Regions from separate parts of the Mus musculus genome. Here region 1 is linked to region 2. Evidence: chromatin loops called from intact Hi-C (ENCODE). Cell type or tissue: gastrocnemius. All regions are shown on one strand. Each heading gives the region's core, and the rest is flanking DNA. Links, peaks and the distances in the headings are about the cores only.

Region 1 (15,678 bases), core at 3,515-11,514, 55 kb before region 2:
ACTCTCTACAGGAAAGCCACTCAAGTTCCCACCCCAGCAGCTCCACAACAGCACGGAGCAGACAGCTCTTGCTTTGCTACCTGCTCAACCCTGACCACAAGAGAGTAGAGAATGTTCCGAATGACCGTAACACCTTCCTGGGGGGACGTGAGAGCCGAATGCAACATTAGGAAGACAAGGGGCCTGGAGCAGCAGCACTTGGAGCCCTGATCCGACCCCGGGGTCCTTTGTTACCTCACAAGACTGACCTGAAGCCGGGCAGTGGTGGCGCACGCCTTTAATCCCAGCACTTGGGAGGCAGAGGCAGGTGGATTTCTGAGTTTGAGGCCAGCCTGGTCTATAAAGTGAGTTCCAGGACAGCCAGGGCTACACAGAGAAACCGTCTCGAAAAAACCAAAACCAAACCAAACCAAAACAAAACAAACAAAAAAAGACTGACCTGAAGACTGCATGAGGTAGACACGAATGCCGTTGGCAGCAGCGCCGCACAGGAACACACAGGTGAGCACAGCACAGAGCCGAGTCAAGCTATCGCCATAGCCCTCGCTTGGGTTGGTATAGATGACATCAATGATCCTTCCCAGGAAGAAGGGGGCAGACATGGTGATGACACTGGACACAGCCAGAAACCCAACTGCAGCTGAAAGACAGGAGCGACACTCGTATTCACAGCACAGCACAGGGCAGAGCCAAGTATACACGAGACTCAGGCCCACGCTGGCCTCAGTGGCTGGGCGTTCTCCTTCACCAATGGCCTGACTAAAGGAAGGGGCAGATGGCTTCAGGTTGAGAACAAGCAGCATGGCTGTGTGGGAATGTGCGTTCCTTCCTCACGCAGTTACAGAGAGGATGTGTTATGGTTTGTATTCCTTCCTGTGAGCAGGACCTGCAGCCGCAGTGGGCTCCCTCCTGGCTTCTGGTATTCACACTCATTTCAGATCCTGCTTCTGCATTTCTGCTCCTCGCTCTAACTCCCTGGCATCTAACTACACCTTCGTTCGAAGGGCAGACTATCCAGGGAAAGTTATCTTGTGTATATGTGAGGAAGGGGGAGCTTTTTTTGTGTCAAAGCCTAACTCTGTAGCCCAGGCTTGGCTTCAGACTCAGTATGTAGCTCAGGTTGGTCTTAAACTTCCCACGACACTATCTCGGCTCCTTGAATGCTGGGATTGTAAGTGCATGTCACTGTGCCGGGCTTAACACTCTTGACTGTGCTCAATATTTCAAAGCTCTCGATACATAAACTTTGGGGAGCAGTTCCTGGGACCCACTTGCACAGGGGGTGTCCCTTCTGAGTATTATGGCTCTGGGGAATAAAGCATGAAGTAACAGTTATCAGGAGAACAATTCTCCTTGTCAGTAAACAACAGATAAGGAGGCAGAAGCTTGCCTTCCAGCCATGTGTGGTGATGACTGTAATCCCAGCCCTTGGGGCACAGAGGCAGATCTATGAGTTCAAGGCCGGCCTATTCTACACAGCAAGTTTCAAGCCCCCCAGTCTTAGCTACTTAGTTGGCTAAAACAAACAACAAATCATTCTAAGCAAAGTCCAGTTAGAAAGAACACACACCACAGACAACCACACCTATGCCTTTTTTTTTAAGCCATTAATTTATTTTATGTATTTGAGTACATTGTAGCTGTCTTCAAACACATCAAAAGAGGGCTTTGGATCCCATTACAGATGGTTGTGAGCCACTAATGTGGTTGCTGGGAATTGAACTCAGGACCTCTGGAAGAGCAGTCAGTGCTCTTAACCACTGAGCCACCTCTCCAGTCCCACACTTATACTTTTTTTGTTTTTTTGTTTTTTCGAGACAGGGTTTCTCTGTATAGCCCTGGCTGTCCTGGAACTCACTCTGTAGACCAGGCTGGCTTCGAACTCAGAAATCCGCCTGCCTCTGCCTCCCGAGTGCTGGGATTAAAGGTGTGCACCACCACGCTCGGCTACACTTATACTTTTAAGGAACATGAAGTCATACACGACCAATTTTTTTCTACTGGTGATGATGGTGAAGCCTCGGGAAGGAGGCTCTCACACCGGTGGGAGCTCACACTGCCCTGGTGAAGGAGCAAGTTCACACCAGCAACAGATGAGGTCTCGAGTGACTAGTAACGGACTCCCGAGAATTAAACTTCCATATTGTGGGAATCCAAAGCCAAGGATGTGGGATTAGAGCATTGCTTATATCCGCAAAAGAATCCATACCTTAAACACCCACATAAATCAGTTAAGTCGAACCTACTAAAAAGAATTTATAAATAGTAAGCTACCAGTTTAAGGAACGAAGTCACTCTTTGGTTACCAACCTAGAACAATTGAGCAAGATGTACTGTGGGATCTGGGCCTGGTGACACAGGGCTGATGCTATCCAGGAGGATCACAAGTTCAAGTCTAACCTCAGCTACGGAGTGAGTTCAAGTCCAGTCTAGGCAACTTAATGAGACACGGTCTCAATATAAAGAGGGCTATGGTTGTCCCTAAGTGGTAGAGCACTTGCCGGGCATGCATGAAATCCTAGGTTTAATCCCCAGTACTGCTAAAGCAGAGAAAGACAACAGACAGGCAGACAGACAGACAGACAAAGACAAGACAAACAGCTGGTTAAAGAACAAGTTCTAGATAACAATATTAGCATCTGCAGAGTGGTTCCTTCTTTGCTCCTTCCTCAGAGTTTACAGGAATTCAGAACATTTCTGGAAGAGTGATAGGTTCAGTAGCCCAGGCTCCCAGGCTCCTTTTACGTGGGTGCTGTGATAGGTGCAGGGCAAGTCTGCCTCCTCTGGGTTTCCCTGGTTTGGATAACAAATCTCTTAGGAGCCTTGCTGATTTGTGGCAGGACTGCCTGAGAATCCAGGAAGAGTTCCCTGGGCCCCTTTGCAGATGATGAGGCTTCTGTCTCCTTGGCTGAGTGATAAGGCTGGACCACTGAGCCAACAGAGCAAGGGGAGAGAGCATGGGGGTGGGACCCACTCTTCAGAGAGGCCTGACCCTGCTTCCTGCCCTCCATATATCTCCTTCTTTCTGTCCTGGCATTCTAAGTGTGCTGCTGGCTCACTGTTGACATCTGTTTTGCCACCTGCTGTAGCCCCAGGGCCCTCACCTGTGTCACACAGCAGGAGCTCAGTCAATACTTGCTGAGAGACAGAAAGAGTATTGGACTTTAGCAAGGGAGTGGCCAAGTGCCTGACCAGAGCAAAGTCCTTTGTCAGCTCAACAGGGAAGGTCAGACCCAGGCATTCAGGGAGCTCACATGCCAGTTGTCAAAACTCAGGGATGGCTCACAACCATCCATGACGCCAGTTCCAGAGGATCCAATGCCCTCTCCTGACCTCTGCAAGAACCAGGCACAGGTACATACATGCAAAAAAAAAAAAAACTTGAAAAATTTTAAGTTAAAAAAAAAATTGAGGGGGCTGGTGAGATGGCTCAGTGGGTAAGAGCACCCGACTGCTCTTCCGAAGGTCTGGAGTTCAAATCCCAGCAACCACATGGTGGCTCACAACCATCTGTAAGAAGATCTGACTCCCTCTTCTGGAGTGTCTGAAGACAGCTACAGTGTACTTACATATAATAAATAAATAAATCTTTAAAAAAAAAAAAAAAAAAAAATTGAGCCGGGCGTGGTTGCACACGCCTTTAATCCCAGCACTTGGGAGGCAGAGGCAGGCAGATTTCTGAGTTGGAGGCCAGCCTGGTCTATAGAGTGAGTTCCAGGACAGCCAAGGCTACACAGAGAAACCCTGTCTCAAAAAACAACAACAACAACAACAATAATAATTTGGGCTGGAGAGATGGCTTAGTGGTTAAGAGTACCAACTGCTCTTCCTAAAGGTCCTGAGTTCAAATCCCAGCAACCACATGGTCGCTCACAACCATCTGTAACAAGATCTGATGCCCCCTTCCGGAGTATCTACAGTGTACTTACATATAATAATAAATAAATCTTTTTTAAAAATCAAAGAAAAATAGAAAAACTCCATAATCATAAACTGGGTGCGTTGTCACACCTGTGTACCCAGTCCCACCAGACACTCAGGAGGTAGGCAGAGGAGTGCCAAGAGCTTCTGCTATTTGTGGAGTTTGAGGCCATCCTTAGCTACATATCTTAAGACAAAACAACACAACCCGTACTCTCACTCTAACTGGATAGTGTGAACCAGGACAGAAACCATTCCCTTTCAGAGTAATGCTGCATGCTCCCATGGGACAGTGACAGGGCAGGGAGAGTGGCTTGACACTGGTCTCACATAACTCAGCTGGTGACTGACCACAAGGAAGAACCTTCCCAAAGGCCAGGCTCTCCTCTAGTTTCCTTTCCTTTCCTTTCCCTTTCTTTTTTTCTTTTTTCTTTTTCTTTTTTTCTTCTTTCTTGAGACATGGTCTTGCTATACAACTCTGGCTAGCCTAGAACGCTACATATATATAGACTGCACACAGATGGAACTTCCGGTGGCTTTACTGCTTCTGTCACCCGAGTGCTGGGATGTGGTGATTTGAATATGCTTGGCCCCTGGGAAGTGGCACTGTGGGGGAGGTGTGGCCTTGTTGGAAGAAGTGTGTCACTGTGTGGGTGGGTTTTGAGGTCTCCTAGTGCCCAAGTTCTGCCCAGTGTAGAAGAGAGCTTCCTTGAGGCTGCCTGAATAAGAGAGTCTTTCTCTGGTTGCTTTCAGATCAAGATGTAGAACTCTTGGTTCCTCCAGCACCACGTCTGCCTGCACACTGCCATGCTTCCCGCCATGATGGTAATGGACTGAACCTCTGCTCCTGTAAGCCAGCCCCAATTAAATGTTTGCCTTTATGAGAGTTGCGTTGGTCATAGTCTCCACAGCTATATAACCCGAACTAAGGCAAAGGATTACAGGCATTCCTGGAGCACACTATGTAGACCAGGCTGGCCTCAAACTTGCAGTGATCTTCCTGCCTCTGCCTCCCGAGTGCTGGGGTTATAGGTGTGAACTATTATGCCAGACTTCTCTAGTTTTCTAAATCACATGAAGAATCTGTACGTTGAACTCCGTAACCCCGGTTCCAACTGAGTTCTAACACTGTAATGATACTCATACAAAGAAGAGGGGGACCCTGCTGTGGTGAAGCACACCTGGAATTCCAAGTTCAAGGCCAGCCTGGTCTACCCAGCCAGTTCCAGGCCAGCCATGGTTACACAGTGAGATACGGTATGGGGGGAAAAAAGGAGGCTATTTGACTAAATCTAAACTCATCCAAGTATAGTTCATGTACTTACTAATTTATTCTATTATTTAAAAACAAATTTGGCTCCCGACAGGTCGCATGTGTACACCCACCCAGGGGCAATCTGGATTCAAAAATGAAAGACACGCGTGCACACACACACACACACACACACACACACACACACGAGTGTGCCAGTTAATTTTTGACAAGCCGTGACTTCCCTGAAGGCTGAGTACTCCTAAACCTTCCCCTGCTACCCCAGCCCCAGTGGGGAAGTGGCCATTGGCCCCTTACCTGGATTCTTACATGGCTGGTTGGCTTTCTCTCCTGCAGCGCTTATGTCCCATCCTTCTCCCGGGAGTCATGGTGACTCCCTCCTTCCTTCCATTCCTAGGCCTCGAAGAACCAAATGTCCCACCTCAGTCTATCTGCCCAGACACTGACTGTTAGCTCTTTATTGATCGATCAAAAACTAATTGGGGACAAGGACCTTTAGCATTTGGACACACGGATTCCCGATTTTGGGGGCCAGATTAATTCAAAGCATTAGAACCAATCTTCAACATTTTAAGATTTATTTTAGTTTACATGTATGGAAGTTTTGCCTGCATGCACGTATGTTTAGCATGTGCGTGTGCATGTTGGATCTCCTAGATAAAGGGTTATGAGTATTTGTGAGCCACACATGGATGCCAGGAACCAAACCCAGGTCCTCTGCAAGAGCAACCAGGGCTAAGCCATATCTCTGGACCTGACTGATCGATTGATTGATTGATTTTTTTGTTTGTTTGTTTGGGTTTTTTTTTTTTTTGAGACAGGGTTTCTCTGTATAGCCCTGGCTGTCCTGGAACTCACTTTGTAGACCAGGCTGGCCTCGATCGAACTCAGAAATCCGCCTGCCTCTGCCTCCTGAGTGCTGGGATTAAAGGAGTGCGCCACCACGCCCAGCGATTGATTGATTTTTACTTATTTATTGTAGTGGTTTGAATAAAAAAGGGCTTCCAGGGCTGGTGAGATGGCTCAGTGGGTAAGAGTACCCGACTGCTCTTCTGAAGGTCCAGAGTTCAAATCCCAACAACCACATGGTGGCTCACAACCATCCGTAACAAGATCTGACTCGCTCTTCAGGTGTGTCTGAAGACAGCTACAGTGTACTTACAAATAATCAATAAATAAATCTTTTAAAAAAAAAAAAAGAAAGAAAAGGGCTTCCATAGCCCTGTAGAGAGTAGCACTATTAGGAGGTGTGGCCTTGTTAGAGTGGGTGTGACCTTATTAGAGTGGGTGTGGCCTTGTTAGAGTTGGGGTGGCTTTGTTGGATGAAGTGTGTCACTAGGGGCAGGCTTGGGGGTCTTAGAAGCTCAAGCCTGGCCAGTGTGTCACTGTCACCCCCTGCTGCCTGAGGACCCAGAGGTAGAATTCTCAGCTCCTTCTCCAGCACCTATCTAACTGCAGGCTGCGATGCTTCTGGGCTAACCCTCTGAACTGTACACCAGCCCAAACTAAATGGTATCTCTGTACATCAATAAACACTAAGACTTTTATTTTGTTGTTTTGTTTTGTTTTGGAGTAGGAGCTCTTTAAAACTCTGGCTGTTTTAGAACTCACTCTATCAAACTCAGAGATGCATCTGCCTCTACCTCCAGAGTGCTGGCATTAAAGTTATGCGTTGCCACTGCCCAGCCAATTCATTTATTTTTAATCTAGTGTATACATGAGTGTGTGGGTGTTTTCAGAGGTATCAGATTCCCTCAGAGCTGGAGTTTAAGTGGTTGTGAGCTACCTGACATGGGAATTGAACTCTGGTCCTCTGGAGGGCAATGCACACCCTTAACCACTGTCTCTTCTCCTCGGTCCCAATTTGCTTATTTATTTTTGAGACACAGCCTCACATAGCCTAGGATAACCTCAAACTAACTATGAAGCCAAGGATGGCAGTTCTCCTGCCTCCACCTCCTGCTCTCAAATGCCAGGATTAGAGTTGTGTGCCAACATGCCAGGTTTTACACAGTGCTAGGATCAGACCCGGGGCTTTGTGTGTGCCGGGCTAACCACTCTGCCAACTGAGCAGTTGTACCCCAATCTCTGGGTTATTTTACTGTTGTCACCCCCTTGTATTACAATCTGAATGTAAATAAAAAAGATTCTGCCATACGGGGCTATGGGACATCGGGTTCCACCCAAATCCTAGACCTTACTCTGCACACTGTAACCTGGAATTCTCCACGTTCCCTCCACAGCACAGTGTAGCACCTGTCAGCCTGACAGGCCCCAGCGGTTTCAGACCGATATTCTCAATGCCCACTGTCCTTATACGACTTAGTCCTGGCGGTCAGAGGGGTCAGGGGGGGTCAGAAACAGTAAATGCAGATGGCCTCGGGTCTGCACCAGGCCTGGGATGTCCAAGGCTGAGGAGGGTCAGGAAAGCTGGTTCTAAAGAGAAGACAGGACCAAAACCCAGCTCTGCCACCAACATGTCTGACCCAACACGAGTCACTCATCTCCTCTGTGCCTCAAATTTTCCTACAATAAACAGACGACAACAACAGAACCTTCTCACGGAGCTGCCTTGAGCAGAGCAGATCCAGAAGGCATCTGGCACAGCGCCTGGTCGCTGTCATTTCAGAAAACAGGCTGTGCATTGGCTCAGTCCAGAGGTAACTCAGCTGTCCCATCTCAGAGACCAGGGACCGAAAGGAAAAAGACAAAACGGCCGCTTCCTCAGGAGGGCGAGAGCTGTTTGCAAGCATGCTGGGATCTGCAGGGATTGGGAGAGGTTTTCAGAGATGATGTGGATCTGACAGGGAATGGGGGAGAGGACACAGGGGGATGAGGGGGATCAACTCTAAGCTGAGGGAAGGAAGTGAAGATAGGGGCTGAGAGCCTAGACTAAAGCCAAACAGGAAGTGGGTTCAGGAGATCGTCAAATCCCTGCAGTCGCCCCACATCACAGGCTGTGCCTCTTGCCCCTCAGACCTTCATTTGGGTATCAGGAAGCAGTCTCTGTAGGCCGTCCCATCCCTTTCTCGAGGTACTTAACTATGACCCCTCCAAGGACATAGGTACAAAGGTCAGCCATGAGCTCGACCAGTTCCAGGCAGGCACCAGCTTTTAAGAACAGTCATTATTGCGCATCATCAGTCCTTACCAGGAAACAGGAGGGCAGATGACCTGAATCCTGCGGATCTGCACTTGTGAAGGGAACAGAGTACACTGATAGTATAGCTAGGAGCCCGCCCTGTGAACCAGGAGACCCAGCTCTCCAGCTATCATCTCATCGTGGGGCTGCTGCTCACTGGGAGAGCCGAGCCCTGGCCTGCTATCTGCCAAACACACAGGAAGCCTGAGTAAGTACACCCCTGTCCCCTCCTGCTCCCCCCACCCCACCCCACCCCCGTCTGCTCCGTGCACGTTCCTGATGGCCCTGGGCTCAGCACCTTCTGAGGCTCCTGGTAACCACAGTGATAAGAGTAGCACTCAGTGCTGAAAGGCTCTGGGTAGCACTGCAGACTTAGTGATACCAAGATAGCTGAAATCCTGAAGGAGTGGGCTGCCCAGAGGAGTGACCGCTCCACTTCTGCTCTGGGCGAGCATCTGCAGACATCTCCCATTGGAGGCCATGCTTTCCAAGTTTTGGATCTATAACTTTGAAGTCTTCTGGGGAACAAACTGCTGAAGTGGAGGGAAGGTAGGATTAGTACTGAACACAACCCCCAGTCTTGGGAGTGTATTTTCTCTAAAACTAGAAAACTAACATCCGAAGCCAGGAGTGATGGGGCACACCTTTAGTCCCAGCACTCAGGAGGCAGAGTTTGGAGCCAGCCTGGTCTACAGAGTGAGTTCCAAAACAGTCAAGGCTACACAGAGAAACCCTGTCTCAAAAAAATGAGGGTGGAGAAGGAAAGTGTCATGCTAGAATGGCGGTCCCGTCTCAACAGCACACTAGGCCAAGACTGTTTCACGTGGAAGAGGTTTTATTGGGTGAGACAAGGAGGTGAAGGCAGAAAGAGAGGGGGGGGAGAGAGAGAGAGAGAAAGAGAGAGAGAGAGAGAGAGAGAGAGAGAGAGAGAGAGAGAGAGAGAGAAAGAGGTGGTGGCAGAAAGAGAAAGGAGAAAGAGAGAGGGAGGGGTATTCCCCTTATTTATATGGAAAATGACATAACACAGGTAAAGGTGTGAGGCAAGCCAAGTGGATTCTGGGAATATAGTAGCTGTTGTCTTGGTAACAGGTCTGTAGGTCACTCTGTTGCCTGTGATGTCATATGTTTGGAAGGTCCTGATGCCAACAGAAAGAGAAAGAGGAGAGGGAGAGAGAGGGAGAGGGAGATGGGGAGGGGGAGGGAGAGAGGGAGACAGAGAGAGAGAGGGAGAGAGGGAGGGAAGGGAGGGAGGGAGGGAGAGAGAGAGAGAGAGAGAGGGGAGAGAGAGAGATCTGCTGCTTTGGGGGGGGATATTTAAAGAAATGATGACAGGCATGGTGGCTCCTGCTCTGACAAGGGAATAATGTTATGAGTTTGTGGTCAGTCTAAGCTATAAAGTGATCTCCTGTCTCAAAAACCAGACAGACAGACAGACGAAAACCTATGCAACAGTTCTGTTTCCCCAGCATTTCAAAGATGTGCCAACCCTTAGCATGATCTATTACAAATTAACGGCCCCACCACTTCCTTTTACTCCCACCAGGGCCAACATCCAGACCAGCTTTGCCATGACTTCTGAAGAAAAGATAAGCTATCTAAGAGCTCTTCTTCAGCTTTCCTGGAGACAGAATATATTTACTACCTCCTTAGGAAGCCTTAAGAATTCCCAGCACTTGGGAGGTTGAGGCATAGATTTCAAGCTGGAGGCCTACCTGGACTATAGAGCAAGACCCTGACTCAGAAACAAAACCCTTACTGTCGGCGGCAGTGTGTCTGTCCCTCAGGCCACACATCTGATGGTTCAGTGAGGCAGACTGACAGCTCGGATGATGGAAGCCGGTTCCTGTTCTGACTTACTTAATGCAGACTCCACAGCATGCTGGCAGGGCAGGACAAGTGGGGCCAGATGGCAGGTCACAGACATGACAGGTACAGGCAGACAGGGAAGGGCTAGGTGGCATCAGCAAAGCCTGATTCTCCACAACTTTGAGATCTTAAGTTTCAGAAGCAGAAGCCTAGGTGCCTGCCTCAGCCCCTCACAGCCTGCACACAATTGCCCAGAGTCTCAGGCTCCTCCGTGCACACTGTCTGCTCCTCCCTGTGCCCTCCCCCACTTCCCATGGACATCTTTTAAACCTGGGTTTGGTGGCTCACACTTATAATTCCAGCACTTGGGAGATGGTCAAGAAGATCAGGAGTTCAAGGACATCCTCGGCTACATAATGAATTTGAGGCTAGCCTGGGCTACATGACACCTGTCTCAATAAAACACAGAGGAGGGGGCTGAAGAGATGGTCCAGTGGTTAAGAGCAGTGGTTGCTCTTCCAGAGGACCCAGAGTTCAGGGTTCAATCCCTACTACTCTCACATGGCAGCTCACAACTGTCTATAACTCCAGTTCCAGGGGATCTGACATCCTCACACAGACATACATGCAGGCACATAATATAAAACAAAAATAAATGTTCATATGATGAAAGTAAATAATTCATTTAAAGAGATTAAGGAAAATACAGAGGGGAAAAAAAAAGCTTACAGGATAGCAAAGAAGACAATGACTTTTTCCATTGAAATCCACAACCATTGTAAAATCTGTCTTCTTTTACTAAGGTCACAACAACTTCCTGATTCTCGTAGATGGCAGTCCCCTGTGCCCTTGCTCCACAGGCAACCTGCTCCATGCCCAATAGCCCCCAAAGAGAGTAATTTGTACAGCAAGGGACCCAACAACCTATTTGAAGTCCTGCCTGTTTCAAGAACTGTGTGGCAAAGTCTTTCCTTTTTGCAAAACCCTCATGCCTATCCCATTTCATCTCTGATCCAAACACTTCGCTGCCTGCTAAGCAGGGATTCCCAGGAGCAGGACTCCATGTCAGCTTCCCAAGGTAATCGAACCCACAGGAGGAGGGCACAGTTCATATTCACAGAAGGAATGGAGATTTAGAGCTCTAGCTCTCAGGATGGCTCTGCTCCAACCAGCCTTGCCTGCACCGACTGCCAGACATGTGGGAGTTACAGAATATTGTCACTTAGACCCAGCCAATTCTGATTTCTCTTTAAAAGCCATTTGTCTATCCGGCTGAGTTACTGTCTAGTTCTTTTATGCTGTGGCCAGTGCCTGGTCCTGACCAAGTCACCACTTAGGGAGGTGACAGCCAGCACAAAGCTCACAGTGATCCACTTCATTCTGGGAAATTTTGGTGGTTGCTTGATACTGTGTAACCCTAGCGATGTTATTATTATTACTACTATTATTATAAATGTATACTATAAAGTAGACATGATTTTGGCAAAACTCCTGTTTTTTTTTTTTCTTAAAGGAGGAAACTCTAACTTATTCAGAGAATGCCCCAAAGCAGATGCTGACAAGCTGATAGGGACCAAATATTCTAGTAATAGGCTCAGATGGGGAGTGCCAGCCAGCATCCATAGCTTTCCAACAGGTGTCAGCAGACTTGATCGCCCTTGTCAAGGCCAAGGCCAGGCCGAGGCCCACCGGCCGCCCACTGGCCCACTAGTACCCCCAGGTTCTTACCTGACAGTCTCCCGCGCTCGGGGCGCACCAGCCCTAGGAGCTTCCATACTTCTGAGCGCCCGGTCGCCGCGGGACGCCGCTGCGAGTCGTTCCCAAGGTCTCGCACACCGGTGGCAGCTGCACCCTGGAGCCTGGCGAACAGGGGATGTGCGGCGCGGGGTCCTGCCAGCACCCAGCACCTGCGGGCCCCCGAGGAGGTGGCCCACTGCCCCACGCCGCCAGGCAGCCCGGATAGGGGCGCGGGAAAGCGGAGGCCCGAACCCGGCTTGTGGATCAGAGAGGTCCACGCGCGTACGAGCGGGGTCCATTCAGAAGCCAGCCATATCCGAGAGGAGACGGCCGGGGCCCACGCTCGCACGGCAGGGCCCCGACGCGGAATCAGCAGTAGCGCCCTAGCAGAAGGGGCGCGCATGGCGCTGCGTCTGCCCGGACAGTCTCACCAACCGGCCGGGCCGCACGCCCCGGGACCCTCCCCGCCCGGCCCGAGCACAGGGCGGGGACGCAGCAGCGGCCCGCCCCTCCCGCCCCATCGGGCCAGCGCCCGGGCCGCGCCTTCCGCCGCGTAGGGTCCACCCCTGGGCGGCGACCAGCCGCTAGCTCCCCGGCAGTGCCTTGTCCGGCAGGCAGTCGCCAGCGCCTGCGCCCGCCAGCCGCACGCGGAAGCTTTTTCGCTCTCCTGCGCCCTCCACGACTTGTGAACCTGGAGCGTCCGAGCCCTTTCTCTCGCCGGTCACTGGCGGAGTGCGCATGCGCGGCACTCAGGTCGCCCCTTACGACCTGAGTCTCTTGCTTGAGACCTTTGGGTGCCTTCGCCTTCGTGCGGTCGGCAGACCAAGGAGTCTCCACATCTTGGAGAACTGTGCAATGCAGGAGGTGCCGCAGAGGCCCGGAGAGTAGAAGTGACCCCGAGAGCAGTGGTCTTAAGGACGGCAGGCCGGGAGTATCCTATGGAGGCCTAGGTTGAGGAAGGGGGAAGAGTTTGTGGACTCCTAGATAGTTCACTCGACCAGAGCGAATTCAGCCGCACACGCTTTTAATCCCAGCACATAAGAGGTAGAGACAGGCAGATCTGAGTTCGAGGCCAGCCTAGTCTATAGAGTGAGTTCCGGGACAGCCTGGGCTACATAGTGAGCCCTGCCTTTAAAAAAAAAGGGGGGGGAGGTTGCAAAACAACCTCAACACCAGTATTTTAGTTCAATATATTCCTAAAACCCAACACGAATGGGGGGGGGGAATCAAGGGACAAAACATCAGACTTTTCAAATGCATAATACCCCAGTTCCAACCCTGGAAAAGTCATTTATTAAAATAGGGAGTGGGAGGGTAGTGCAATGTTCAGTTCAGGAGCACCAGGTCCCTGAGTCCACACAGATAAAGGAGAGAGAGGGGGAGAGAGAGAGAGAGAGAAAGAGAGAGAGAGAGAGAGAGAGAGAAAAGAAAGGAAACCAAGCAGTTAGCAGCTGGTTGTAATTTGTTTATCTGCTTTCTGTTTTGTTTTCCTCATGTTTGGCCCAGACATTGAGCACTCCTTGAATCGAGGCAGAGGCAGGTAAATGTGGATCTATTTGAGTTCTAGGCCAGCCTGGTCTCATAGAGAGTCCCAGGATAGCCAGGGGTTACATAGGAAAAAAACCTGTCTCAAAAAGCCCAGTAAAAATAATAACATAAGAATCTTTCATATTTGTCTGGCTCCTGAGATCTCAGCATCGTTGTATGTTTTCCACACTCAGACAAGGGCCTCACCTACATGTGAAGTTACGAGGTGGAGGGGGTGAACAACACCGTGAGTGAGGTTAAGTCTGCCTTGAGCAAATTGGAGATGTGGGAAGCAGGCATGTCCTTTAAAATCCAGCCCTGAGGCCCAAGAAGACTTGAGTTTTCTTCCCATCAGTGCAGGAATTATAAGCCCCAGGGAGTCACAGTGTGAACTACACCCCAGCCACACTCAGCAGGACCCAGGTTCCTGCCCAAGCTCCAGGAGCACTTCCTGTTCCTTCCTCTTGGACCCCAGCTGAGCATCGTTAAGGAAGGAATGGCCTCCAGGCTGGCAAGAGTAGCCACTTTCTGAAAATTATTGTTATTATTTTTTAGATTTATTCATTTATTATATGTAAGTACACTGTAGCTGTTTTCAGACACCTCAGAAGAAGGCATCAGATCTCATTACAGATGATTGTGAGCTACCATGTGGGTGCTGGGATTTGAACTCAGGTTTCTGTTTGTTGGGGTTTTTCTGTTTTTTGTTTTGTTTTGGGTAAGGGGGTTTTGAGTGATCCTCCTGCTTCAGTCTTCCGGGTTCGGGGATTACAGGTACTGCCATCCTGGAGGCTGAACCAGGAAGATTGCCATGAGTTCAAAGCTAATCTGGCCACAGAGAGAACGGTAGGCCACCTAAGACACAACAAGACCCCATCTCAAAAACAAAGAACGAAATGAAGGCCTATGAAATGGCTTGGTAAGTGAAGGTGTGTGCTGCTGAGCCTGAGGTGGGTCCCCAGAACCCACACAAGCAAGGAGAAGACTGACTCCAACAGCTTGCTCTTTGACCTATGCTAAGGCATACTCACACCCACACAAGTACACACACACACAAATAAATAAATAAAGATATAATGAAGAAAAAACTATTGAACGGATAAAAAAATTAAAAACCAGAGAAATAACCTGAGAATAATTATCCCTACATAGGAATCTTAGACTTGAACATACACAATGAGACTGCTCTCTGAACTGCCGCAGCTCAAGCCTTATCCCAGCAGTGTCTCAGGCCGACAGGTAGCATTGCTGGCTTTGTCACCATTCCTCAGAAGGGTTGAAGTTTGGTCCCTTCAAATGGCTCTGTTGAAGTGCTAACTCCCAGTCAGGAGCCAGAGGATTGCAGATGCGGTTTTACTTAAGATGAGACAGATGGGGGTTGGTGAGATGGCTCAGTGGTTAAGAGCACCGACTGCTCTTCTGAAGGTACTGAGTTCAAATCCCAGCAACCACATGGTGGCTCACAACCATCTGTAACAAGATCTAACACCACTCTTCCGGAGTGTCTGAAGACAGCTACAGTGTACTCACATATAATAAATAAATCTTTGGAAAAAAAAAAAAAAGATGAGACAGATTGGGGGCTGGAGAGATGGCTCAGTTGTTAAGAGCACTGACTGCTCTTCCCGAGTTCAATTCCCAGCAACCATTTGGTGGCTCACAACTATCTGTAATGGGATCAGATTTCCTTCTTCCGTTGTGTTTGAAGACAACTACAGTGTACTTATATACACAAAATAAATAACTCTTTAAAGATAGCCAGATTAATCCCAGCACTTGGGAGGCAGAGACAGGTGGATTTCTGAGTTTAAGGCCAGCCTGGTCTACAGAGTGAGTTCCAGGAGTTACAGAGAAACCCTGTCTCGAAAAACAAAACAAAACAAAACAAAACAAAACAAAAAGAGTAGAAAAAAAATAAAGATAGCCAGAACATGGAGGAGTGGCGCTTACTAGTTGTCAACCTGCCTGTCCTCACCTTGTGACAGTAACAGCAGAGATGGTTATGCAGCTGCAAGCCAAGGGGAAACAGACTGCCAGCAAGTCACAGAAAGCTGTGAGGAGACAGGAAAGACTACCCCTGTGATGCTTTGTGCCCGACTTCTGAGACAACAGCCTTCTGTGGTAAGAAACTGAGTCTGTGGTACATCATTATACCAAACCTAGCTGACCTACTCGAAAAACAACATACACCTGTCACCCCAACTGCTTGAGAGGCAGAACGGGAAGGACTGCCCAAGTACATGAGTTTGAAAACAACTGTGGCCTTATATCG
Region 2 (15,678 bases), core at 3,891-11,890:
ACAGAATATGTTTTCTATAAATGCTTTCTATAAATCCAGGTTTTACTTGATTGGGCAAGGCAGTCATTGGTTGCATTTTATAAGAAAAAGCTTGAACTGCAGGAAGATATTGTTGAAAGGCTCTGGATCTATGTAGATAACATTCTACATAGTAAGAAATTGCAGAACCTCCTTAAGGATGGGAAGACTGTAAATCTCCAGCTCTCCCTTGTCAAGGTAAGTGAGTCACGGTCTCTTCTGTTGACCTGTGCTATGTGCGTCTTGGTTCGTTTCTTGTTACTGCCAAGTTTTAGAAAATTATGTGAATATGTGGGAAATTGCAGGGAAAAGAAGGAAGTTGTAATAGTATCCCCCCCACCCCCCAATTTTTTTTTTTTTTTAAAACAGGGTATCTCTATGTAACCCTGGATGTCCAGGAACTTTCTACATAGACCAGGCTGGCTTTGAACTCAGAGATCTGCATGCCTCTGCCACCTGGGATTATAAGCATGGGCTACCGTGCCTGGTGTATGAATTAGTTTTTTTCTTTTTTTAAAAAAAGATTTATTTATTTTTATTTATATGAGTACATTGTAGCTGTCTCCAGACACACCAGAAGAGGGCATCAGATCCCAGTACAGATGGTTGTGAGCCACCATGTGGTTGCTGGAAATTGAACTCAGGACCTCTAGTAGAGCATTCGGTGCTCTTAACCACCTGGCCATCTCTCCAGCTCTGAACTAGTTTTTATTACTGTCTGTTCTCAACTCATGTTCCTCTTTGTATACCCATGTGCTGGGAATATAGATGTGTATCATCAGAGCCAGTTTGATTACTGTTTAACTGGAAAAGGTAGCTAGCAGATTTTAACTACACTGACACACGCATACACACAGACACTTGTAATTTTCTGGAGGGAGATCAAAGATCAAAATGGGCAGGAATTATCTCAAGAATTTGTGACTAAAATCAAAAAAGTCTGTATTTCTCTGTCAAAATAGTATTTCCGGATACCATGATAATAGGTATTACCATTAAAATCCAGTACTAATGAGCATTTAGTACTCATGACAGGCTCAAAGGGCATAAGGATATAGCTGTTCATCACATGAATAGTAAGTGGCAGTGTTGGGATTTGAACCTAGATGTGCCTAGTGACTAAGCTGTTCAGCCAGAGCCTCACAGAATAGAATGGAACAGAACAGGGAACAAAGAAGCAGCTAAGGTGCCAGTAATTCTTAAGACCACACCCTTTATTGTGATACTTTAAAAAAAAAAATTATTATTCTAAGTACACTGTAGCTGTCTTCAGATGCACCAGAAGAGGGCGTCAGATCTCATTGCAGATGGTTGTGAGCCACCATGTGGTTGCTGGGAATTGAACTCAGGACCTTCAGAAGTGCAGTCGGTGCTCTTAACCACTGAGCCACCTCTCCAGCTCCTATTGTGATACTTTTAAATAATGGGTCATTCTGAGTGGTTCTTCAGGCAAGGCTAGAAGATCAAGTATCTCTGTATTTAAAAAATACTTAAAAACTTTAAAATAAATGTATGTTTATAGCTATATAAAATATTGTTAAAGACACATACTTAATTTGAATACAAGTTATGCTTTAGGGTCTAAGTATGAAAAAGATTTTTTATTGATGATCTTTATAATAAGATATCTGGAAGCTACTGGTGATATGTTGACACCTAAGGATTCAGCACATTTGCTGCAGTTTTAAAAAACAATAATCCAGTACTTAACTTGAATGGAAATAATGATTGTTTTGTGCAGTTGCTAATAGGTTAGCACCTCAAACAGTTTTTTGTTTGTTTTTTTGTTTTTTTGAGACAGGGTTTCTCTGTGTAGCCCTGGCTGTCCTGGAACTCACTATGTAGACCAGGCTGGCCTTGAACTCAGAAATCTGCCTGCCTCTGCCTCCCGTGTGCTGGGATTAAAGGAGTGTGCCACCATGCCTGGTTTCTCAAACAGTTTTGATTCTAAGATTTTTGTTAGTCTGGGAGCAAGTCACTGGCTTAACAGTAATTTTTGGGATCTGCCTGCTTTAGTGTCTAAATTTGAAATTTTGAAAGCTGAAAGCAGTGTTTGAAATATATGATAAAAAAGGCAGGTACTCATCTATCATAGGCTGGCACTGAATTAGCTGGTTAATTGAGGAATGGCCTTGAACTCCTGATCATCTCTGCGTCTTGAGTACTGAGATTACAGGCATGCACGACCACACTCAGTTTATCTAGTGCTGGGGGTTGAACATAGAGCTTCATACTTGTTAGGTAAGCACTCTACCAGTGGAGGAGTTACATCTCTAGCCCTGCTTTGGTCTTAATAGGAAAAATCTGACTATTTTATATATATATATATATCCATCCATCCACAGGGTCATAACTCAAGTGCTACCTGATGACACCTAGATAAAGATTTAGGGTCTATACCTTTCTTCTTACTGGGTTGCCACATCCAGCCTTGATGTGAGGGTTTGTGCCTAGCCTTATTACATCTTGTTATGTAATGTTCGGTTGCTATCCCTGGGAGACCTGCTCTTTTCTGAAGGGAAAGGGAGGAACTGTGGATCTAGGGGGAAGGGGAGGTGGAGATGGGGCAGGAACTGGGAGGAGGAGTAGAGGGGGGAGGCTGTAGTTGAAATGTACTTTATGGGAGAAATAAATAAAAAGAAGAAGAAAAAAATTACTGGCTAAAGGGTTGATATTGACAGGAGATGGGTGTGTCAAGTTGATGTTAGAAGTAGAAAAATCTGGGTATTCCTCATTAAAATGTGGCAGAGAGATGATTCTTTCATGCTTTCTGAGTAGGTGTGGGTTCAGGTGATCATGAGCTTTTTTCTTTCTTGATATTCAGATCATAAATGAGAGAATAGAAGAGTTCTCACGTTCAGGATGCCAGAGGAATATCTGTGCCGTCCTGAGTTGCTGCCAGGGCATCCTCTCAGCACCTGCCCTTGCTGTCATCTATACAGCCAAACCAGAGCTCATTGTGGCTTTGCTGAGCCAGCTCTGCTGGTCGGCCTGCAGACAGCCAGAAGGAGCCACGACAGCCAAGCTGTTTGAGGTCATTCATCTGGCTCTTGACCATTACCTCAGACTTCAGCAACAACAAGCCAACCCTAAGCGTGTCTTTGGAGATATGACTGGACACCTCTTTCAGCCCTGCCTAGTCCTGAGACACTTGCTTTTGGGGGGCACGTGGACCCAAGCTAGTCAGGGTCAGCTATGGCAGGTACTGAGCAGAGATATCAGGAGCAAGATTGACGCTGTTCTTCGAGCTGGTGTTTTTCGACACGATTTACTTTCATCCTACAAAGAGGAGCTCTTGGAGCAGCACCAAGAGAGTGTGAGGATGGGGGTCCTGAAGGGTCTTCTCACTCCAATGGAAGCTGTGATTGCAAGACTGGTAGAGCCTGGCTATGTCAGATCAGACCTCCATGCTTTGGTTGTGGCCAGCTCAGTGCCCTTGTTGTTTAGACTCTTTCTGGAAGCATACCTTCAGGAAGAAAGCCAGTTTCTCTGTTTTCAGGTTCTCCCCAGGTTGTTTGGCTGCTTGCAGATTTCACACCTGCAGGAGGGGCAGATAGAAGCCCTGTCCCTATCAGATTGGACTACAGAGCTTCTGGCTATAGAGCAACTGTTAAACTCAGTGGCCACCAGTAACATCTACAATGTGGCTACTGACAGGATTCGGCATGCAGAGACACAGTTTCACTTCTACCGCCGTGTGGCTGAGGTGCTGATCAACCATTCACAAGCATCTGTGCCAGCTTGGTTTCGCTGCCTCAAGATTTTGATCTCTCTGAATCATTTGATTTTAGAGCCAGACCTGGATGACCTGTTGTCTTCGGCTTGGATTGATGCGGAAGTAACAGAATTTCGAGCCAAAAAGGCCCAGGAGGTACTTATCAACACTGTCTTCCAGACGTACGCCAAACTCCGACAGGTGCCACGGTTGTTTGAGGAGGTTTTGGGGGTGATCTGCCGCCCAGCTGCTGAGGCACTGCGGCAGCCTTTGCTTGCCTCAGGCCTCTCTGTGGCTCTCAGTGCATGTCTTTTGGAGCTGCCACTGAGTCAGATCCTGGATTCATGGTCCCTTGTGCTAGATAAGTTCCAGTCTTTAGTTATGCCCTGTTTGCAGAGTGATACTGACATGGCTTTAAAGGCAATGTCACTGAGCTCTCTGCTGCACTGCATCATGTTCAACATGCAGAGTCTGGACAATAACATGCCTCTGCCCATCATAAGACGGACACAGTGCATAATGGAGAGGATGCTGAGAGAGCTTGTGGGGCCCCTTTTGGGCCTTCTCCTGGACCTCTGGAGTCCAGAGCCTGAGCTGTGGCAGCAGAAGGTGTGTGACTCTGCACTCTTACTCTCTTACACCTGGGCTCAGGTGGACGCTACCATCAGTTTGCACTGCAGCCAGTATTATTCTCTGGGGATCTCCCTAGCCAGAGCTGCTCTGGATAGTTCAAACCTCCCTTTGTTGCTACCAGGTGTAGAAATGGAGTTTTGGAAGAAGGTGGAAGAGTGTGTAGGCCAGTCCAGGTCTCTCAGTAGGTACTGCTTAGAACAGCTGTATCTTCAGAAGGTGAAAAGGACTTTAATGCGGAGTAATTCACAATCCAAAGAAGCCCTTCAAACCTTGAGGTTTGACACTGCTCACATTCTTGATTCTAGCAGAGACTGTTTAAGTCAGAAGACAGCAGCTGCCTGGGATAGGCAGGTGTCGACAATGAATGAGTCCATATATCCTGTAGCACACTGGCACTTGATTGTATCAAACCTCACAGTTTTAATACCCTACCTTTGTTTGAATGATGTGAGATATGTGGCCACTGTCTTGTTAAGAACTTTACCAGCAAGTAAAGCCCAGGGAAGCTTGGCACATGGTGAGCCACATGTCACACTTGAGAAAATATCCACAGCCCTCCTTCACAGCCCTCTCTTTCCAGAGATGCAGTCCCTCTACTCTGCCTTCCTGACGTGTATCATTGCAGAATGTTCCAGCACTCTGTGCTCTGGAGCTCATAGTGACCTGAGTCTTGTTAGTCAGCAGCTCCCCTGGCTTTCTGGAAAGGACGACCACACAATCGTGGCTCACTGGGAAACCAGATTGGCAAAAGTTGGACCTGAAGGTGTAGAACCAAGAGGAGAAATTGCCCAGAATTTTCTATCCATGGTCAAGAGTGGTTTTCCAATCAAGCTGGATGAAGAACAGCTAAAAGGCCTCCTGGAGCTCTTAGAAGTCATCTCTGCCCTTCGCCTGGACAGCCTCTCGCCATCTTACCACGTGCATATGTTTTTCCTGCTATTCTCCATGGCTGTCTCCACATTAGGGCATTGCTCTTGCCCACTAGCCCTCCAGTTCTTGGTGAAGTGCTACCGGCTCCTCAGTAGTCTGCAGAGAGGAAAGAATGGCCGCACTGTATTCAGGGTTATGTACGTTAGTGACATCTTTGAGGTTGTGCTGACCTCACTGTTGCAAGCCAGTGCCGAGTTTCAGGTTAGGGAGGATGACCCTGCTTGGCTGCAGCTTCTTCAGGTGTCAGGGGTGTTCTTAGAGCAGCTGATGCAGATGCTTACCCAAGTCAAGCTGAGCTTGGTGCTCAACTTCGGGAAAATCACTGCCTTTCTCTCAAGGTACAGGAAGGAAGCTTCCTGCAAAGAGGGGAAAATCCCGAACCTTCGGAGCAGGCAACTGCTTCTGGTGGCTCTAACCAAGTTGTGTCAGAGTTTGGGGCCTTGTGTTAAGGAGCGGAGGCAGCTACTGGAGGCCCCAGCAGAGCTAGCTGAATTGCTACAGCAGGCCATGATGCAGATGGGCACCATGCTGAAGCTTTGCCTAGTGTCCGGGACTACAGGCCGCCGCCGCCTGCCTTCAGTACTCCTCGCTGCTGTCCCCACACTTTTAGAAGTAGACATGAGCCAGCACCTCAGGGACGGACAGCCCAAAATTGCTCAAGTGGTGGATACAGACAAAACACTGCTTTCTCATGGGACACTTTACCAGGATGTCTACACGCAGTTGCTGGAGGAGTTGCCAGCCCTGTCGGGGAATGCTCAGTCTTTCCAGGCAGCATTGCAATTTCTAACCTTGTTCCTTTTGGCCCCAGAGCTCCATTCCAAGGAGACCTCTGTTTTTGCTTCCGTCTTTTATTCTGTGCAGAAAGTTCTTACAGGTAAGGTGGGTTTTTTGGTTTTTAAAATTTGTGTGTATGGATATTTTGTTTGCATGTATGTCTGTATACCCTCAAGCCACAGGCTGGTGTCAGATCTCCTGGCACTGAAGTAACTGATGGTTGTAAGCTGCCATGTGGGTGCTGGGAATCAAACCAGGGTCTTCTGGACTTACAGCCATTGTTTTTAACCACTGAGGCATCTCATTAGTCCTGATAAAGTGTTTCTTTCTGAGCTGATTCTGTGCTGCAGAGGCTTAAGTCAGTGGGACTCCATGGCCAAGTTACCATGCTTCATTCATATCTTGTAATTCATAATGCCTCTACCTCTTCAGCACATGCTACCTGTGTGTACCCGCACCGCTGGCTGGGCTGGGCTTCCCCTCTGAACAGGGTGATACCTCACAGCTTCAGAAGGAACCACGTGAGAAAGCTTGTCCACAACCAAGGCATGCATTTGCTCTTTCTATATTGTCGCATGTAAGCAGTCACCTTTCCAGCTTTCCCATCCCTGTGTCCTGTCATATTTTAGGGATTATTTTGTGCACTTTCATGCTTTGTTTGTTTGAAGCAGGGTCTTTGTCATAGCTAGCCTGGAACTCATTATGCAGACTTAGCTCATCTTGAATTCCACACCCAGATTTTTCTCTTTAATTATGTGTGTGTGTGTATGTGTGTGTGTGTGTAGGTTTGTATATGAGTCTGTGCACATGTGAGTTACAGGTACCTGTAGAGTCTAAAAGAGGTTTGCTGATTCTCTGGAGCTAGAGTTACAACGTTGTAAGCTGCTCAACATGGATGCTGGAAACTTAAATTTGGGTCTTCTGTCTGAACATTATGTGACCATAACCATTGAGCCATCTTGTCAACTCCCATTCATGGTTTTGAGTATTTGTTTTTGGCTTTTAATTTGCTCTAGCCACAGATGACTCATATAGATCATCTCATCTAGGGAAAACTCCTGTTTCAGGTCTATAGTGATATAGATTAACTTGGAAAATTATGGAAGCTCTGCTTTCCTCAGCACCCAAATTCATTTTGATCAATAACATATGTGTGTGTGTAGTTAAACAGACTGACTTGGTGTCGTCTATGTTAATGAGGTGTCATCCTTTGAGGCCAACTAAGGCCTCAGATACAGACTAGTGAAAGAGATGTCTTCCTGCATAAAACTGACACCTGACAACTGTAGCCATTCAAATAGTTACAAAGATTATTTAGAAACATCTAAAGTATTAATGTTAAACAAACACAGTACAAAATAATTCTTTTTGGCAGGACATGGTGGCACATGCCTTTAACCCCAGTACTACAGGGGCAGAGGTAGGAGGAATTCTATAAATTTGAAGCTAGCATGGTCTGCATAGCAGTTTCCAAGCCAAAAATACATAATGAGACCTTTTCTCAAAATCCAAACATAAATAAAATCCAAGGATCTAGCAGTTACTCAGTCTCACGCAGCAAGCAGGCGAAGGAGCAAGAGCAAGAGCTAGACTCCCTTCTTCCAATGTCCTTATATTGTCTCCAGCAGAAGGTGTAGCCCAGATTAAAGGTGTGTTCCTTAAACTTGGAGATTCAATCTTCTGGAATCCATAGCCACTATGGCTCAAGATCTTCAAACCAAGATCCAGATAAGGATCTCCAAGCCTCCAGATAAGGGTCACTGGTGAGCCTTCCAATTCCGGATTGTAGTTCATTCCAAATATTGTCAAGTTGACAACCAGGAATAGCCACTACAATCCACCCCTTGTCAACTTGACACAAATAATATCTCATGTTCACATGAAACAATAACAAGGTTGTAAATACGCCTAACATGATATAACTATCCCTCGTACAATCGTAAACGCATTAGTAAATTTACAGTGGGCATTCATATTACTTTATAATCCTCGTTTCTGCAATTGGTTACGTGGCCTTAATTGGTATTTATAACTACCTTCCTCTACTACCCACATGTGTATGTATATGTGTGTGTATATTTGTGTGTAAGTATAAAATGGTTACTCTCTAAAGCCTAAAAAAAATGAATAGGTCTGATGTCTTGTGTCTAGTGAGCAGCCTTTATCTATCACAGGCAGCAGAGGCTTTCCTTTTAGTTTTGGGGGTTGCTGAAGGGCTAGGGTAGGAGTTAGGTTGTCTTTTGAGTGCTGAGTAGAGAATGTGCTCAGTTGGTTCCCATAGAGAAGCTACAACAACAAGGTGGGACTTTTAGGAAGTGAAGCCACCAGGTCTGCCTGGGCTGCTGCCAGATCTGGGTGTGTGGACTGAATAGAGGAATAGAGTTGCCGTTGTCTTCCTGTCAGTGACCTTTCTGTCAGGATTCAAGAGTGGATCACCTGAAAAAAACCCTGGCTCTGATAATCTTTTTTTTTTTTTTTTTAAGTACACTGTAGCTGTCTTCAGCCTCACCAGAAGAGGGCGTCAGATCTCATTACGGGTGGTTGTGAGGCACCGTGTGGTTTTCTGGCATTTGAAGTCAGGACCTTCGGAAGAGCAGTCAGTGCTCTTATCCCCTGAGCCATCTCTCCAGCCCTCTAATGATCTTTTCTTGTCTAATAACTCAGGCATTGGTGCTTCCCTATACTGGAACTAACACTGAATTTCTGTTAAAGCTTGTGACAGCATTCTAGGTCCGTGTCTTAGGATGGCAGCTGGCATCTGAAGCTGTAGTTGCTGTCGATTTGTTAAACAGAACTTCTGCATCCCCTTTCCCTACCTCTGATGAGATGGGTCAGTTCTCACCCTTACTTTTATCAGTCAGAGCCCCTGATCTCTGTCCTCCTGATTGTAAATAACAGATTGAGATGTAGAAGGTGTGTGGCAGTCTGAAACACATGGAAGGATACACAGGGGGTATTGTAGGGTTGTGGGCCAGAAGGTCTTGGAGGGTTCCAGAAAATACCTTTGGGATCTGGTAGACAGTCCCAGGAATGTCAAGGCTCTTGTCTTTTTCAACATTCTTGGGTGGCCCCAACCAGCAGGATACCTGAATACTGAAGTGTTGAATGGGAAGACTGGGAATGAGAAATAAAGACAAAGGCAATAGTAGGGTGAGAGAGTCAGAGAGGATGCTCAGGTGGTAACGTGGTACCCTTCTCTTACCCAGAGGTCTTGCATAAACTAATGACTTACACCAAGCAAGTTTATTAAGAAGTACAGCATCGTATATACTATTTGTAGAATGGGGGTGGGTGGCCAAATCTAGAAGAGAGTCAAGTTAGACAGCGTTGGCAAAGAGAGCATGGCCTACCTCAGACACAGTGGTCTTAGATCTGGTAACAGCCCAGGCAGAAGAAAGAGTTGGGTCCCCAGAGGCTGGCTGCAGCTTTGACTCTTGAGGCACTGGCTCCAGTTATAGACTGGCCTGGCCAAGTCCACTCCTGGACAAGGATACAGAACTTTAAGTATCAGGACCTTTAAGAAAGTCAAGGGTTGCCGGGCGTGGTGGCGCACGCCTTTAATCCCAGCACTTGGGAGGCAGAGACAGGTGGATTCCTGAGTTCGAGGCCAGCCTGGTCTACAAAATGAGTTCCAGGACAGCCAGGACTACACAGAGAAACCAAGGGTTGGTTTGGCTCCCCACATCTGAGTATTTAAAAATATCCTGCTTCTGCACCATTAATGATTGTATGAGGAAGATAGATAAAGAATAATGGTCATGTTTGCTGTGGTCCAGAGCTAACGAGCATATTGGCATTTTCAGTGCGCAAGCACTGTACATAGGTACAGCTCTGGGTAAGAGAAGGGTACTACGTGAGCATCCTCTCTGATTCTCTCACCAGTACCTGTTTACACCTTACCAGTCACATTGTAACAGTGTTGGCTTCTTTTCCTGCAGGTCCATGCATACCTGCTCCAGTCACTCAGGATACTGAACTTCACTTGGGAGCCCTGCTCACCCAGATGTTTGAGGCTGGGACAACAGAGCACTTTGGGATGGTACTGCAGTCTATTCTTCAGGGGCTGGACGTCACTCAGGCATGGAGGTCAGATCTACAGGTGGATATCTTCTTTCTTTTGTTACAGGCCTGAAGTGGTAGTTATTCTTGGTGAAAGGAAAGATTGTTTGAAATTTTGTGTCACTTCTAAAACTAAACTAATTTGGCTGATAGAGTGGAGGCAGAGCAGGAGCCTGTCGGAAGGAGCCCAGTTGTGGACCATCTAGCTTCCATTGAAGAGTTCTTATTCTTCAAAGGAGAATTTCTTCAGAATTACAAATGCAATTCTCTTTTGGGGGGAGAAAAATAACCCCCAAGCATATTAAACTAGATAATGAGAGAGGGCTTCATAGACAAGGGAAACTTGAAATGAGTATTGAAGATTGAAGAATTTGTCGGGATAAATGGGTGTGCATGGGATAGCAGTGTATGTCTGTTGAGGCAGAGGGTGTACAATTTTGAGAAAGGAGAGGGCACCGAGCCACAATGGGTAGAGATCTTGTAGATATTCGGGAAACTGGCAACAGTCAGATTTGCAGGTTTGTGCAGCCAAGAGAAGGCAAGGGAAGAGTGCACAGGGCAGAAATCAGGATCTGGCTGGGGTTGTGTGACTTCACAGTCTTGGGGGAAAAGAGGCCGTTGTAACACTTGAGAAGCAGGACATGATGAAACACTAAGTAAAAGTCAATACCTGCCTGCTTATCCTCTGGCTTAGAGGAATTGCCTGCCACCACAGCATCTCACAAAGTATCTCCTTTAAACCTTTCCTTATGTAGTTTTGTTTTGTTTTTTAATTTTAATTTTTTTTCTTTATGTGTATGGGTGTTTTGCCTGCATGTGTATATCAGTGCACCTTGTGCATGTCTTGTGCTTGCAGAGACCATCAGATAAAATACCTTGAACTGGAGTTAGATGGTTGTAAGCCACAGAGTGGGTACTGGAAATCAAACCCAGCTTCCTCTGGAAGCCTAGCCAGTACTCTTAACCACTAAGGCATTGCTCGAGACAGGGTTTCTCTGTATAACACAGCCTTGGATGGGTTGGTACTCGCTCTGTAGACCAGGTTGGCCCTGAAATAAGAGATCACTTGCCTCTGCCACCCGAGTGCTGGGATTAGTTAGATATGTGCACCACCATTGCCTAGTTCTTGTGTAGTTCTTGATCAGTGAAGTAATAGTGTCCTCTGTGAGCAGCATCTTGGCAAAATGGAGTCTATGGTTAGGCTATTCTTTGTATCCTGGACCAATTTTGCTTTGTGACTGGTTTAGTGAAACGCTCCCCATCATTGCTTCCTGACTGTGCACAAATGTAAAAGAGAGTCCTTGCTCCTAAAACTCAACCTGACCAGGCCTTGTCTCTGTTCCTGAGCCCAACAACATGTACCAGTCAGTACCAGTGAAAGGCTCGCTCTCTCGCTCTCTCTCTCTCTCTCGCTCTCTCTCTCTCTCTGTGGCGTTTTCCCAGAGGACTGGCTATTTCAGTGCTAAACTTTGCCTTTTTTGTTTCAGGTTGTTTTGTGTGCCATTAGACTACTCAAACTGCTACTCAAATGTCCACTCAACGGAGAAAAGGCAAGTTTGCTGTGGCGTTCGTGTCCCCAGATCATCACGGCTCTAATGGTGAGTGGCTGCTTGAGATGTACCCTCCAGCTCGTCTGTCATTTCCTCTTCTGTAAGACAGCCGGAGTCTTGGGCTCTGTCATCTCTGGTTCTGGGGTCTTTCTTGAAGGTGGCCATGAACAGGTAACCCATTTGTGCTTTCTGTTTGTATACACTGTTAGACAGTAGCAACCTGGGTAAGAAGTAGTGAGAGGGACTGGCACTGAGAATCCAGACAGGAGTGATGAGATTGATGGCAAGGACAAGGTGAGACTACTGCGGGCCATAGACTCAGGTGGAGGAGATCCCCGGGGCTGATCCCCCACAAAGTTCTGTGGTCAGTTAAGTACACTGGTATCAGGATGGGCACGTGAGTGTAAGGCATGTGATACAGTAAAGGGGAATACTATTTAGTTTGAGTAGTAATATTGTGACAGTTATGGTGGCATCCTACCCAAGTGTTGAATTTTCATTTGGCAATGACTTGGCTTCATTTTATACTACATGAGCCTGGTCCATTGAGGTTGGTTTTAGTGTGTGCACCCTCCATTGACCCTGGCTCAAAGATCCTTGCCATCATCACCATCCAGATTGCAACTTTTGCTATCTGAGAGAATTGTTATAGATCAGCATATTTTCAGAGCTTAAAGGCCTTAAAAACTAGACTTCATGTTCCCTTCTGTTTTCTAATTTGCCCCTATGTCTTTTCCCTAAGAATCTGTAATACCAAAGACCTGTGCTAAAGCGAGCCATTTCCCCCCAATACAATGGAGAAGCAAGTTACTGAGTAAAGTATAGAGCATACTGATGGGTGGCCCTAATGGTGACAGTGTGTGTGTTGACTACACTGGGATACACTAGGTGAGAACCCACTTGATGCCTCTAATGTGCGTGGCAGACTGGCTGCAGAGCCATGGTCCCTGCAGAATGATGGAACTTGTAAGATTCAGGACCCAAAAGCCTCCTTCCATATTCACTGTCAAACTGGGCACCATAGAGATGCTCTCTAGGTGACACAGCGAAGACAGTTGTCCCTTATCTTGAGTCTATTCTCTTATTTTCCAGGACACTAACTGAAAATCTTATTAACTAGACCTAAACTGATTATGTTTGGGAAAACGCTGTTATACGCGGTTGACATGCAGCTTCCTTGTAAGAACTTGGATGTATCTGTTCTCTTTAAGAAACGTCTTGTCTATGGTAGTTACACCGAACCAAGAGTGAGGACTGACGCTGCTAGGTCTATGGAAGGTTGCCCTTGGAGACTTGGATTGCTGATTGGCCACACCACTTCCTTGTAGAGCACAGGCAGACTGCCTTTGTCACCTAGAGTTTTAGTGATTAGTGATGAGTGATTAGCTTTAGTGAGTTAGAGATTTAGTGATTCTTTGGAGATCACCTTCACTTGCTTTTCTTTGTCTGTCTTGCTTTGTAGCTGCAACACCGAGAGGCCTGCCGGGAGCAGCCTGTGGCCCTAGCAGTGATTGAGCCTGTTCTTGAAGTTCTGGCCGTTCTGCTCCGGAAAGGGGAGGAGAGCATTAGCAACCCTCACCATGTCAGCCTGGCCTTCAACATCCTGCTCACAGTCCCTCTGGAGCACCTGCAGCCTCGGGAGTTTGGCAGCGTCTTCCTGAAGATGCACAGTGTGCTCTTCTCCATCTTGCAGTGCCACTCCAAGGTGAGAGGCAGAAGAGTGCAGCTGCTCCTGCATGAGCTGGGAATACCAGATGCTGGAGGAGCAAGAGTCTGGGGGCTGCTCAGTGGGGCAGGCAGGCGGGTGGGCTTGTGTGCATGCGCATTAGGTCCCTGCATTATTCCTACTACCACTAAAAATAAAAGCAAACTGACAAAACTAAAGTAAAGAAAGCGTCACTGTTACAGATTTTGCTTCTAGTAGTTCTGATACTTTGACCTTCTCTTCAGGCCACTTGAGTTGTTGTTTACCACGTTTGTTCCTCTTGAGTGGGGTCCTGTAATATACAAAGGAGGCCCATGACTCCGGCTGCTGCTGCTGCTGCTGCTGCTGTATTTAAACAAGTCACTACCTTGCTTAGATATGTTGGGTTTATAATTCAAGTGGTAGGAAGTGAAAGTCTTGAGTTTCCTCTGCTGCTGTTTATGTTATACAGAGGCTAGGAACACAGATCTCATAGAAGAGAGTATGGCCAGCTAGCATTTGGTGAACGTTTGCTGCTTTACTCCGTAGTAAGCCTCTAAAGAACGTGGTAATCCTATTTTAGCGATAAGGATATCGAGGCTTGCTGAATGTTTTGACCATTGCCACTTCGTTGAATCTGAGTGTTGGGCTAAGCCTATTGATACCTTTGATCAGGGTTCTTTTCATGAACTACCACTAATACGTGTGGCCAGCAGGAATTCATAAATACTATGTATGTGCCTGTACACATACATGTTGAGATATTTCTAAGTATTTTGATAGTCTAAGAAGAGACAGTATGCACACATACTATGAGGTGCGTTTGAAGGTCAAAGGACAAATTTGTGGAATAAATCTCTCGGTTCCTTTTGTATGAGGTCCAGTGTCCAAATTAGGATTACTATTGCTATGAAACAACATGATCAAAAAGCAAGTTGGGGAGAAAAGGGTTTATTTGACTTACAGTTCCACATCACAGTCCACTGTTGAAGGAAGCCAGGACAGGAACTCAGGCTGGGCAAGAACCTGGAGCAGGAGCTGATGCAGAGGCCATGGAGTGGGTGCTGCTTACTGGCTTGCTTTCCATGGCTTGCTCAGCTTGCTTTCTTACAGAACCAGCCCAGGGATGGCCCTGCCCACAGTGGGCTGGGTCCTCCCCGCTTGATCACTAATTAGGAAAATTCGTTGCAGCTGAATCTTGTGGAGGCATTTCCTCAACTGGGGCTCCCTCCTCTCTGATTGACTCTAGCTTGTATCGAGATGATACTAAACTAGCTAGCACATCTGGCAATTGAACTCAGGCCACCAGGCATGCATGCCAAACACCTTTACCCACTGAACGATCTTATCTTTCCAGCAATGCTGGTTTTTAAGAGAAATATTCTATTCTAAAGACTTTCCCAGCTGTCAACCTTTGGCCCTGCCTCACTACCTTTGTTTGACATGAAATATTTTGACTAATTATTAAGGCTGTTATGTGACTGACTGTATAAGTGCAACACAAATCCATCAGCAAACAACAGTGTTTCTCTCCTTGTGCTTTACTCTGTTGCTCCGAGCAGTGCCGTGCAGTGCAGTCAATATTCAGTGAGGTCTGCATTGTCAGTGTGGTACTCATTGGCCTCAGACATGATGGCCACTTGAAATGTAGTCGGTCTGACTAGAAATTGCAGGTTTAATTTTGCTTAGTTCTACCTAAATTTGCATGAGCTTACTGCTGTTTGCCTGGACACCGTGGTTGTGTTCCTGATGTGAGGTATACAGAAAGCATGTTTGGGGCTGGGGAGATGTAAGCATGAGGGGCCCAGTGCGGATCCCCAGAGTCCACGTAAAGCTGGACATGTAGCCTGTGTCTGTAATCCCAGTGTTCGAATGGTAGGGTGAGAGTTGGAGACAGGCAGATCCCTAGATGGTTGAGGGTCAGCTAGCCTGGAGAACACAACAGTGAACAACAAAAAGGTCTTGTCTCAAAAACAAGGTAGCAGGCTAGGACCCAACCCCGGAGGTTGTCCTCTAACTCATGTGTGCTGTGGTCACATACTTAACTATGTATCCACAGATACAAGGAGAGGGATTAGAAGAGGATATCTGACCCACTGGGACTGGAGTTACAGACATAGATAGTTGTGAGTTACTGTGGCTTCTGGGAACCAAACCCAGGTCCATGCAAGAGGACCTGTTCTTGACCACTCAGTTCTCTCTCCAGCTCCAGGAGCAGGCTTAGAACCTAGTCTCCGTGTTCACAGGAAAGTCCAGGCAGGCTGTTTAGTCACTGCTCATTGAGATAGCTTGATTCCCATTGTACGTGAATG

The links. Peaks named below come from ENCODE experiments on the same cell type or tissue, not always from the same donor. Only the 100,000 strongest peaks of a DNase experiment are listed, where the experiment ranks them.
Region 1: a loop joins it to region 2, with 2.1 times the contacts of the local background. A loop is called at or near these places in 9 of 42 quality-filtered maps.

Annotation. Positions count from the first base shown.
Region 1 is chr8:123,970,532-123,986,209 of GRCm38, forward strand. Abcb10 (ATP-binding cassette, sub-family B (MDR/TAP), member 10) reads right to left here and starts at 12,591. Exons shown (of 13, transcript NM_019552.2): 1 at 11,871-12,591; 2 at 440-640. The coding sequence starts at 12,282. In gastrocnemius, for the core only: no CTCF peak of the experiment used is centred there; DNase peaks (open chromatin) are centred at 7,206, 7,807 and 11,308; H3K4me3 peaks cover 478 bases; H3K27ac peaks cover 314 bases.
Region 2 is chr8:124,025,017-124,040,694 of GRCm38, forward strand. Urb2 (URB2 ribosome biogenesis 2 homolog (S. cerevisiae)) reads left to right here. Exons shown (of 10, transcript NM_001368414.1): 3 at 40-216; 4 at 2,843-6,173; 5 at 10,012-10,172; 6 at 11,620-11,730; 7 at 13,145-13,387. Among named protein-coding and RNA genes, the nearest start is that of Mir1967, 10 kb to the left of the region's middle. In gastrocnemius, for the core only: a CTCF peak has its summit at 8,588 (motif pointing right); no DNase peak of the experiment used is centred there.